Regions from separate parts of the Mus musculus genome. Here region 1 is linked to region 2. A link is a loop called in an ENCODE intact Hi-C map of the cell type or tissue named here. Cell type or tissue: left cerebral cortex. All regions are shown on one strand. Links, peaks and the distances in the headings refer to the core of each region. The heading gives the core; the rest is flanking DNA.

Region 1 (4,384 bases), core at 262-4,261, 290 kb before region 2:
CTAGGATGATGCAGACTCGAAGACACACAGAGAGTGTGGGACACTAGAGTGTGCTGTGAGGAGCTAGAGTGGCCCTAGCCCCTGTTGCTAGGCAGCGCATTTCCCTGGACACCAGTTGCCATGGCAGCCGCTTCCTGCCCATGTTGCCATGACACCCAGATGGCCTTGAGGAGCCTGAAGTGGTGGTAAGGGGCTAGCTATCCAGACACACTCACACCACCCTTCCCCCCAGCCCGGCTGGTGCCTAGGGGATGCTGAGGAGAGGAGAGAGGACAGGCTATGTTATCCAGAGCCGCTTGCCTACAGCTGGCCTGAGATGAAGTCAGGGGCTAAATGGGCAGATTCTACTCTCCTTACTATGGCCTTGACACTCAATGACCCATGCTCATTACAGGGCCTGAGTAGAACTCAGAGTCATAGAGCCAGCCACACCCATGAGAGATTCTCATTTCTGTATTTTTAACCTGGGCTTCTGGCCCTTACCCACCTAGTCTGTTCTCCACTTGCAGCCCCAAAGCACCCTGCGTAGGACTAGAGGATCCTACAGAACCTGGATGAATGTGTCTGGGGTTTCACAGGCATTCCTGGAGTGGCCTTGGGATTATTACCCTGTCATCCAGGACTCTGCCCAGTCCTTTCATCTCCTACCCAGGACCTAGGGTATGGCCTAGGCATGAACTCTCCTTTGCTCTGTTAGAGAGGCAAGATGACACTTGGCTCTGAGTCACAGCCTGTGACCTTCCAGGTGGCAGAGGGGCAGATGAGGGATGAAGTGGTCTGTGTGATGAAGTCACCCCAGGGCCAGAAGGTAGGGGCTGCTAGGCCTCTCTGTTCCTGGCAAAGTAGACATGAGTTTCTGAGAGCTGTGTGACCTTCTCGGCCTTCTCCAGTCTGCAGGGAGTGGGGAGTGCAGAGCAAGCAGGGTCCTGAGACCATGGTGTGGGCAAAAGAAGGTCTCAGAGCTAGGCATGCTACTTCATGCTTGTGTGTATCAGGATTTTGTAAGGCTAGAGCAGGAGGATTGCCATGAGTTTGAGGCCAACCTAGGATGCACAGTAAAATCCTGTCTCCATGTCTTATCCCCACAAAGAGGGCACTAGGTGGGCTGGGTCCTTGAGGTCTTCTAGGAATTCCCAGCTCCAGAGGTTGAAGCTCTTGGAGGAAAGGCACACCCATGGGGCGCTCAGTACTGGACATGGACTTTCTGCTCCTAGAATGTATGTGGTGACAGGCTGTTTGCTCCTCTCTTCTGTGGTCACTCTCTGGAAGCCACTGCTCATATTTTTTTTAAAAAATGATTTATCTATTTTATGTGAGTACACTGTAGCTGTCTTTAGACACACCAGAAGAGGGCACTGGATCCCATTGGAGATGGTTGTGAGCCACTGTGTGGTTGCTGGGATTTGAAGTCATGGCCTCTGGAAGAGCGGTCAGTGCTCTTGGCCACTCGTATTTTTAACTTTAACAGTCAGAAAGACAGTAAGAGTGCTAAAGACAACCCTTGTGAAAGACACAGTCCCAGTAGACAGCCATCATTTCAGGATGTCGGGGGCTCTGAGGCCTTGTACTGGGAGGTGGCCTGCTGACCGCCATGCTGTGCTCCACTAGGCTGCTGAGCGTAAGCACCCCTGCCCAAGCTGAGGACCCTCTCCTTTCTTAGGAGTCAGATCTCGTCTCTTGTTACTTCCAGATGGACAGTGGTGTCCAGAAAGTCAGCATGAATGGGCTGCCTGGCGGTCAGTACCAGTTCACCTTACTGGGGCTAGAACCTGGGTTCTTATCTTTCCTGTTGTATTCTATCTGACCCCACTCTTGATAGATACTGGCCTACCTGTCAGCGCAGGCAACAGTGCCAGGCTATAAACTCCAAAGGCCTATTTCTGTATCCTGATGACATAAAGACCCTCAGGTTAAAGTGGGACTGTGAACAAATGAGAGAGATCACTTTAAGCTGCCAAAAGCTGGCTCCTGGCTTCGATGCTGATGGCAGGCAGAGCAGGAGTAGACTGCAGTTCCCAGACTTGCCACCAGATGGTGCCTCAACCCTGCACCAGGCACAGATACTTGGGTGGGAGCCAGCACCCAGGGTCGACAGGCTAGGAAGAAATTGAAGAGTCTGCCAGGCAGAAACTTGTGCCACGGACAGATCAGACACAAAGCATCCACCCCCACTTGGATCTGTGGTTTCCATGACGGGTAGCCATGTGGTCACAGCTCTCACTGGTTTGAGGGCGCTCCTTTTTTTATTGCTTAGCACAGTGAGATCCTGTCTCTGTGTCTTATCCCCGCAAAGAGGGCACTAGGTGGGCTGGGTCCTTGAGGTCTTCTGGGAATTCTCAACTCCAGAGGTCAAAGCTCTGGGAGGAAAGCTTAGTTTGAAGCAAATTATCCTAGACTTTCCCAGCACTGTACAGCGGTATTCCATCTGTCCTATGGGCAGCTCTGGATTGACCCACGTCTGTCACAGGCACTCACCAGTAGGATAGGGAGTCCCAGAGCTATGTGATCAGGGCAGGCAGGATGGTCCCAGCCAGCATGTGTGACTGCTGTAATACCAGGTCTTCGACACATTGGAGAAGGAGAAGGTCTAGTGTAGAGCCCCGAGCCTAGCCTGACATTTTCCTGCATTTTATCAGAACTTTCAGCCTTGGCCCTCTCAGCCCAGGTGACTAGGGCTTGGTTGATGTCTTCAGGCTCTGGGCAAGGTTCAACCCCAATCCATAGGGCAGGGCCAACAGTCTGGGCTGTGCCCTTCTGGGATGGAGTGGGAGTGTAAGATAAGCCCGTCTTCATACCCAAGTAGAATGTCCCTCTCATCCACAGACTCTAGTCTATCTGTGTGCTATGATGTGGTGCTGCCATGGATCCTCATCCCAGTGTAGTGTCAGTGACAGGAAGTGGACAGGATGCACGCTGTCATAAGACTCCTTCAGAGCCTCCAGGTGAGTCTTTGGATGACAGAGCTTTGTCAAGATGAGGAAGTCCTGAGTAAAGAGAGGGCGATGGGGAGCTGGGGGGGGGGGTGGCGTGTCGGACATTTGCTGGCGTGGTACACCCGGCTCCTCAGAATGCTGCCCATATGGTAACTCCCTATTGCACTTCCCATCTCTTCCACCAGACGGTGCTGTCTGAAGGCCTCCCTGCCCACTATAAAGGAGGAAGAACAGCCTTGCTAGAGCTCCATGCTCCTGGTGACTCCAACCTTTGAGGATCTGTGTAGATGTCAAGATGGGAGACTGCTCTGAAAGCCACCCTTCCTCCCATCTAGATAGCAAATCACCTGTCCATGCTATGGCCCTGACCTCCTCTCTTGCCTCTGGGGCAGGGGGGACTTCTCTCTATGCGCCCCTGTTTAAAGCTGGTTCTGTTGAGCACAGCTGGCAAGTGAATAGAAGTTATCCCTGAGTCTGGAGCCTACAGCCTCTCTTCCCTCAGCCAGTGTGAGTTTACCTGCCAACACAGTGCCCACCACTGCTGCAAGCTCTCTCAACAATCCTACAGACTCCTTCCATCGCTAAGCACTCACTTCCTCACTCCTACCCAGTTCACCTGGCCACTCCTGAGTGGGAGCACCCTCAGCAGCCTCTCAGGCAGTGGGAGCACCCTCAGCAGCCTCTCAGGCAGTGGGAGCACCCTCAGCAGCCTCTCAGGCAGTGGGAGCACCCTCAGCAGCCTCTCAGGCAGTGGGAGCACCCTCAGCAGCCTCTCGAGCTGTGGCAGCACCCCCAGCAGTCTCTCAGCTGCCTGACTTGGAGATATCTGGGCCAGGTGGGCCTGGCTGCCTTTAACCAAAGGGAGGGTATAAGAGTAAATTCTGGTCTTGTTATGCTGTGTGTGACCCTGTTCCACCTTCTCGGTCCCTGTTTTCTGGTCCCATTCATCAGCACTCAACCACATCTTGCTCAACTGCCCTCCTTAACATACTGCCTTCCTGCCTGCGGCTCCCACCTCTGCCTGGATCCCCAGCCTCACTTCTTTCACATCCCTGGCCCATACTCCCTAGAAAGCTTTTGGGCCAGAGGCCTTGTGTTTTGGAGGGAGCATGGGATACAATGGTCTTCCTGCTGCCCCCCACAACCTCACCCAACCAGGCAGCTGAGGAGCTAGCGACCCCACAACCCACCAACCCTATGGCTGGCTGGTGGCTGCCTCACCACACAGGCTAGCCAGGAGAAGCCACCAGGCCTCCCAGCTGCATCTTCTCACTGAAGCCTGTATCAGAGATAAAGGGCACTATCAGTCCCCCGTTCGTGTGCCAGAAGCTGCTTGCAATATGAGAGAGATGTTTAATTTATCTCAGGAACTAGGCACGAGTTATAAAAATGGTAATTTCTTGAAGATTCAATTACCTGTTTTCATTGTTACCCTGGTAATCAAGGAAACG
Region 2 (4,384 bases), core at 254-4,253:
AATCTGAGAAATAGGGTTAAAAGAATACACACCACTAGGCTGCATAGCTGAAATGACCTGACTCCTGTAGGGAGGAACATAGCATCTGGCAACCTCACTGAGGGTTGCTTTTCTTGAGTTGCAGGAAGTGCCTTGCAGTTTCCCCAGGTGCTTGATGCTACTGAGACATGAAAAGCCCAGCAACTGCCCAAGAGGAGTTCCATCTATGGTCACAGTGATACCATCAGTCACTGTACTTACAAAGAGGCCCATGATTCATAGGAAGAGCCATAGCTATGTATGATTGCCCTTGACTGTCCCCAGATCCTCTTGGTCTGGGGATCTGATCAGGCCTCTAGGCTGGTGACCACTGCCTCTCTGGATAGCAGTGAAGGCAGAGATATGTGATGTGGGTCTTTGATCAAGATGCTATGCAGAACAAACCCAACTTACAGAATGGGACTTTACCTCTTCTTAAAACCCTGGAGACAGACAGAGCTTATACAGGGAAGAATTCCAGGAGGTGACTTAAGTTTGCAGATCTGCGGCACACACTCCTCATAGAACTGTGCCAGGAGGAACAATAGCCTCAGAGTGAGGACAGGGCTTAGACAAGCCCACAGAGGGACAGAGCAGGACCGCAAGCTGATATTTTGTGACCCATTCTAAATTCTGTGGAGCTCCTCTTACAGCTGTATAGGTACACCCTGAGATTTTCTATGTATGCCCCTGTGCAGGTGATAAAATGGCAAATCATAGTTTAATATCCAAAGAAATCACACTTTAATAGTTGAAAAATGCTTGTTTCCTGCATTCTAAAAAAAACCCCAAACTTTAAGTAGAGAATCAAGAAATTCAGAGTCCAAGCTTGCATATCTGAGCCGTGCCCCAGCCCAGTGACTGTCTCATTTTAGGCAAATAAAAGAATTCTTGCTTTCCTTTGTATCCCTCCCAGCACTCAGAAAACAGTCTCAGTTTAAGATTTCAATTTTTTTTTTTGATGCTGGCTTTTAATTTCCTGTTTCACAGATTCTTGGACTTATAAATTCGTAGGTCTAAAGCATAGAATTAGAGTCTGAGGAACACCTAGTAGCCTCTTCAAGATCTGGGACCACCTAGACACAGGACAAAGAATGGAGATACTGGCACTGCACCTCCTAAAAGGACAGTGGGAAAAGCACTGGGGCGTGGTCCTGTAACGTACAACGTCCTACTCTGTCCTGGCAATACCCAAGAAGAGCATTCTCCCTTCTGATCTGGTTGTGGCAAGCCCTGAGCCCCCAGAGTGGCCTTTAACACCGATGTCACATTTGTCTTCTCAGTGGAATGTCAGTCACCTATCCTCCATGTCACCGGCCTAAGTAAACTATGCTCCAAAGGCATTATCTTAAGTGACCCCAGGAGACAAGCCACCCTTTGGTCCTCAGCCTAACTGAAATACCTACCTCACTAGCCTGACTACCAGAGCAGCGCAGCCTCCTAACGCTCCCAGGCGTTGGGAAGGTTTTCAAGCACTGGATCGTAAGAGGACAGCTCAGACTGTCTGGCCAGCCTGCACAAAGGCCCTCACAGACCTACGGAGGCTGGCCACGTGCCAGGTCCTCTCCATCAAGTCACCAGCTCCTCAGGTGTCTGGGAGATTCTCCCGGTGTTCCAAAAGGAAAAACAATACGCCTGCCTCCATGATCCAAAAGCTGATCCGGACAGAGATGAACACATGAGAGAGGCTGTGCCCGCCTCGACATGCAGCATGGAGAGCACAGACCGTTTGGTGTGCGAGCGAGGGCTCTTGGAATTCACTTCTGGAAGAAGTGCTACCTAGCGCTCTCCACGGTTTCGGAAACACGGGAGGATGGGAAGCACGGCCTCCGACACAGAGACACCACCGTAAGCCGGAGCAAGGCAGCTCTTACGCCAGGCGGCGCTTGTTGATGACATCACAAGGACGCACCTTATAGTCAGGGGCCGCGCAGGCGTTCTGCCGGCTGCCGCGGGCGCAGGGATTGCGCTGATATAACCACCTGACTACCGGAGCTTGCAGTTTCGCTCTCGGCCGCCAGTCTAATCTGGAAGCGCCTCGTAGACACTCCCCGTCCTATGGTTTTTCCCGAGCTCGCTTGCAAGCCCCACCACACTGGCCAGCTCAACCGCCACAGTCCACCCTCCGGAGTGCGAGGACGCACGCCCCTGGCAACTCCTAACCCCTCAGTTTGAGGGGACACTCCCCACTAAGTCCCAGAATTCCGCCCCCCCCCCCGTGGTTCCTTCTGGCCATGCTTTCTGGCTTTCTCTCTATGCTGTGTGATTCTAACTGCCCCTAAGGTCGTGTGTAACCCACGTGCAGATCAGGAACCTAATCCTTTTTCCTGAAATACCTCTCACCCTGTTCGTCTTCCTGTGCGCTCATATCCAAACTCACTGATGACCACGCGGCTCTTCCCCAGTGTCCCCCCTCTACGGAGACTAGCTTGGAAACTCATTGCTCACTATTAAACGAAGGAAGGAAAAACAGCTTATCGTTGCGGTCCTCTGGATCTTATGGTCTAGTGCCGATTGGGGTACAGGGTATCTCTGAATACCTTGCTCTGGGTAATGTGGTAGCTACAGGAGGAAGTTAAGTTGCTATGGAAGGCAGTAGTGTGCACAGGCTGCACTGCTGGACCTGCTGCATGTTTATTTTGACCTGGCCCTGTCTCCTATGGGCCAGCGTCATTGATCAGATGAAAAGAGCTGCACAATGGGAGGTATGTGCACCTTCCTGGGAAACCCAAACTAGGAAAACTGGAGCCTTGCTGCAGCTTGGGTCTATAAAGGGGCAAGGAAAGTTCTTCCTTTTGTCAGGAACAGAAAGGGCAAGAGGCAGTATGCTGTATAACCTGCTGGTCCCCAGAAAGGGATAGCAATGAACAAAAGACCAGTCAGGTTTCACACTCAGCAGCTGCCCAGATCCACCCCAAGTGGCACTTTGGGATCTGCCTCTGAACATGCGACTGCTGGGGAAACTGAGACCCGCTAGCTGGCCCTAGGTCTGTCCAGCTCAGGAATGTTCCCTGCTTGTGACAATTGAGCGACCAAAGCAGATTAACCTGGGTGTTAATCCCCTCTAATGGTTTCAGAATCCTCGATGCGAGGCGCTAAGCCGGCCTTTCTCCAAGGCCTGCAGAAGCCCTTCCCAAAGCCTTCGCCTGCAGCCGCGCCGATGCTATCTCAGCCCCGCCTGGCAGCGAACCCGCTCTAATCCCCTGTGCTCTCTTTCTTCCCCTGCCTGCCTGAGATGAGGCCGATTGGCGTTTGATTACCGCGCTATCGAGGACCCTTTGTGCAATCGGCCCCAAATCCCCTAATTCTGTGATAAAGGCTGCATTAGCAGACGTTTGCTGTAGAAAAGGCACTGGCATGAAAGAATGCAATCAGGGGAATCCTGATGGCCTGGCGCAAGCCTGTTAGTGAGTGAGGACAACAAGGAGAGGGGGATGCCTCCATTCTACAGGACAGGGGAGGGGTGGCGAGGCCCAGGAGAGGGAGGGCATCGTGTCCTGGGTATCTCCAATCCATCTTCCTCAGCTCTGAATGTTTGGGCTGCAAGAGGAGGGTCCACCCCACCTCCAGCCTCACCATCGCACTTTCAAGACCTTGGCTTTGGATATATAGAATGGTGGTGCCTACCTTGAAACGCAGGGTTAGGAGAGAAAAGTGGCTGGAAATGAGTTAGGAGGCTATTCCTGGGCTGGCGTATTGGCTCCTGCCTCTATCCCAATGCCTGAGAGGTAGAGGCAGGAGAATCTAGGTTAGTAAGCTACATAGTGAATTCAAGACCAACTTGGGTTATATAAGACCTCATCTCAAAAAAAAACAAAATAAAGCTAAACAAGCAGAACAAAATAAAACATTCATCAAAGAAAATGGCAGATGGCAGAGACTCCTAAAATGGCACCGCTAAGGTCAGCAGCAGGTAGGACTGGAAAAGGCCAGAGGTGGGGAGGGAAGAGTGGTGAGTGTGGTCCTAGGGTTGAGGGGTCGGCAGCTCCAGGGATAGGTAAGAGTTTCCCAAGGGATGCAGGTGGGCTGGAGGGCTCTTCACCTGGGTGGGCAAGTGTGCACTTAATAACATAAAGACAGCTGACATGTTAATTTACTGAAGTGTGGGAAAAAAAAAAAAGTCAGGCCATATCAAGGAGGACACGTGGCTCTGTCCAGAGCTGACTCATCAGCCCTCTAGCTGGTGACCTTGGGTCATTACCTGAATGACAGAGCCACCCAAACCCTGAACAGAACTTGCTATGGCTCTAGAGATCCCAAAAGGCTGGCTCTGATTTCAAGGTGGGTCACAGATGAAGTCCACGGACTTCTGTCTGGAGACTGGTCCTGCAGATGCCTTCTGCTTAGTTGTCTCCCTCCCCTGTCT

The links. A loop is a pair of places that touch in the nucleus more often than their neighbours do. Peaks named below come from ENCODE experiments on the same cell type or tissue, not always from the same donor. Only the 100,000 strongest peaks of a DNase experiment are listed, where the experiment ranks them.
Region 1: it touches region 2 in a loop (2.8-fold over the local background); 5 of 42 quality-filtered maps call a loop at or near these places.

What each region holds. Positions count from the first base shown.
Region 1 is chr16:18,209,638-18,214,021 of GRCm38, reverse strand. It overlaps 4933432I09Rik (RIKEN cDNA 4933432I09 gene), which reads left to right and starts at 159. Exons shown (of 3, transcript NR_015575.1): 1 at 159-185; 2 at 2,824-2,942; 3 at 3,119-4,336. In left cerebral cortex, for the core only: CTCF peaks have their summits at 2,026 (motif pointing right), 2,913 and 3,115; DNase peaks (open chromatin) are centred at 2,043 and 3,127; H3K27ac peaks cover 1,619 bases.
Region 2 is chr16:17,919,571-17,923,954 of GRCm38, reverse strand. No RefSeq gene overlaps it. Among named protein-coding and RNA genes, the nearest start is that of Slc25a1, 6.5 kb to the left of the region's middle. In left cerebral cortex, for the core only: a CTCF peak has its summit at 2,030; a DNase peak (open chromatin) is centred at 1,947; H3K4me3 peaks cover 1,820 bases; H3K27ac peaks cover 1,467 bases.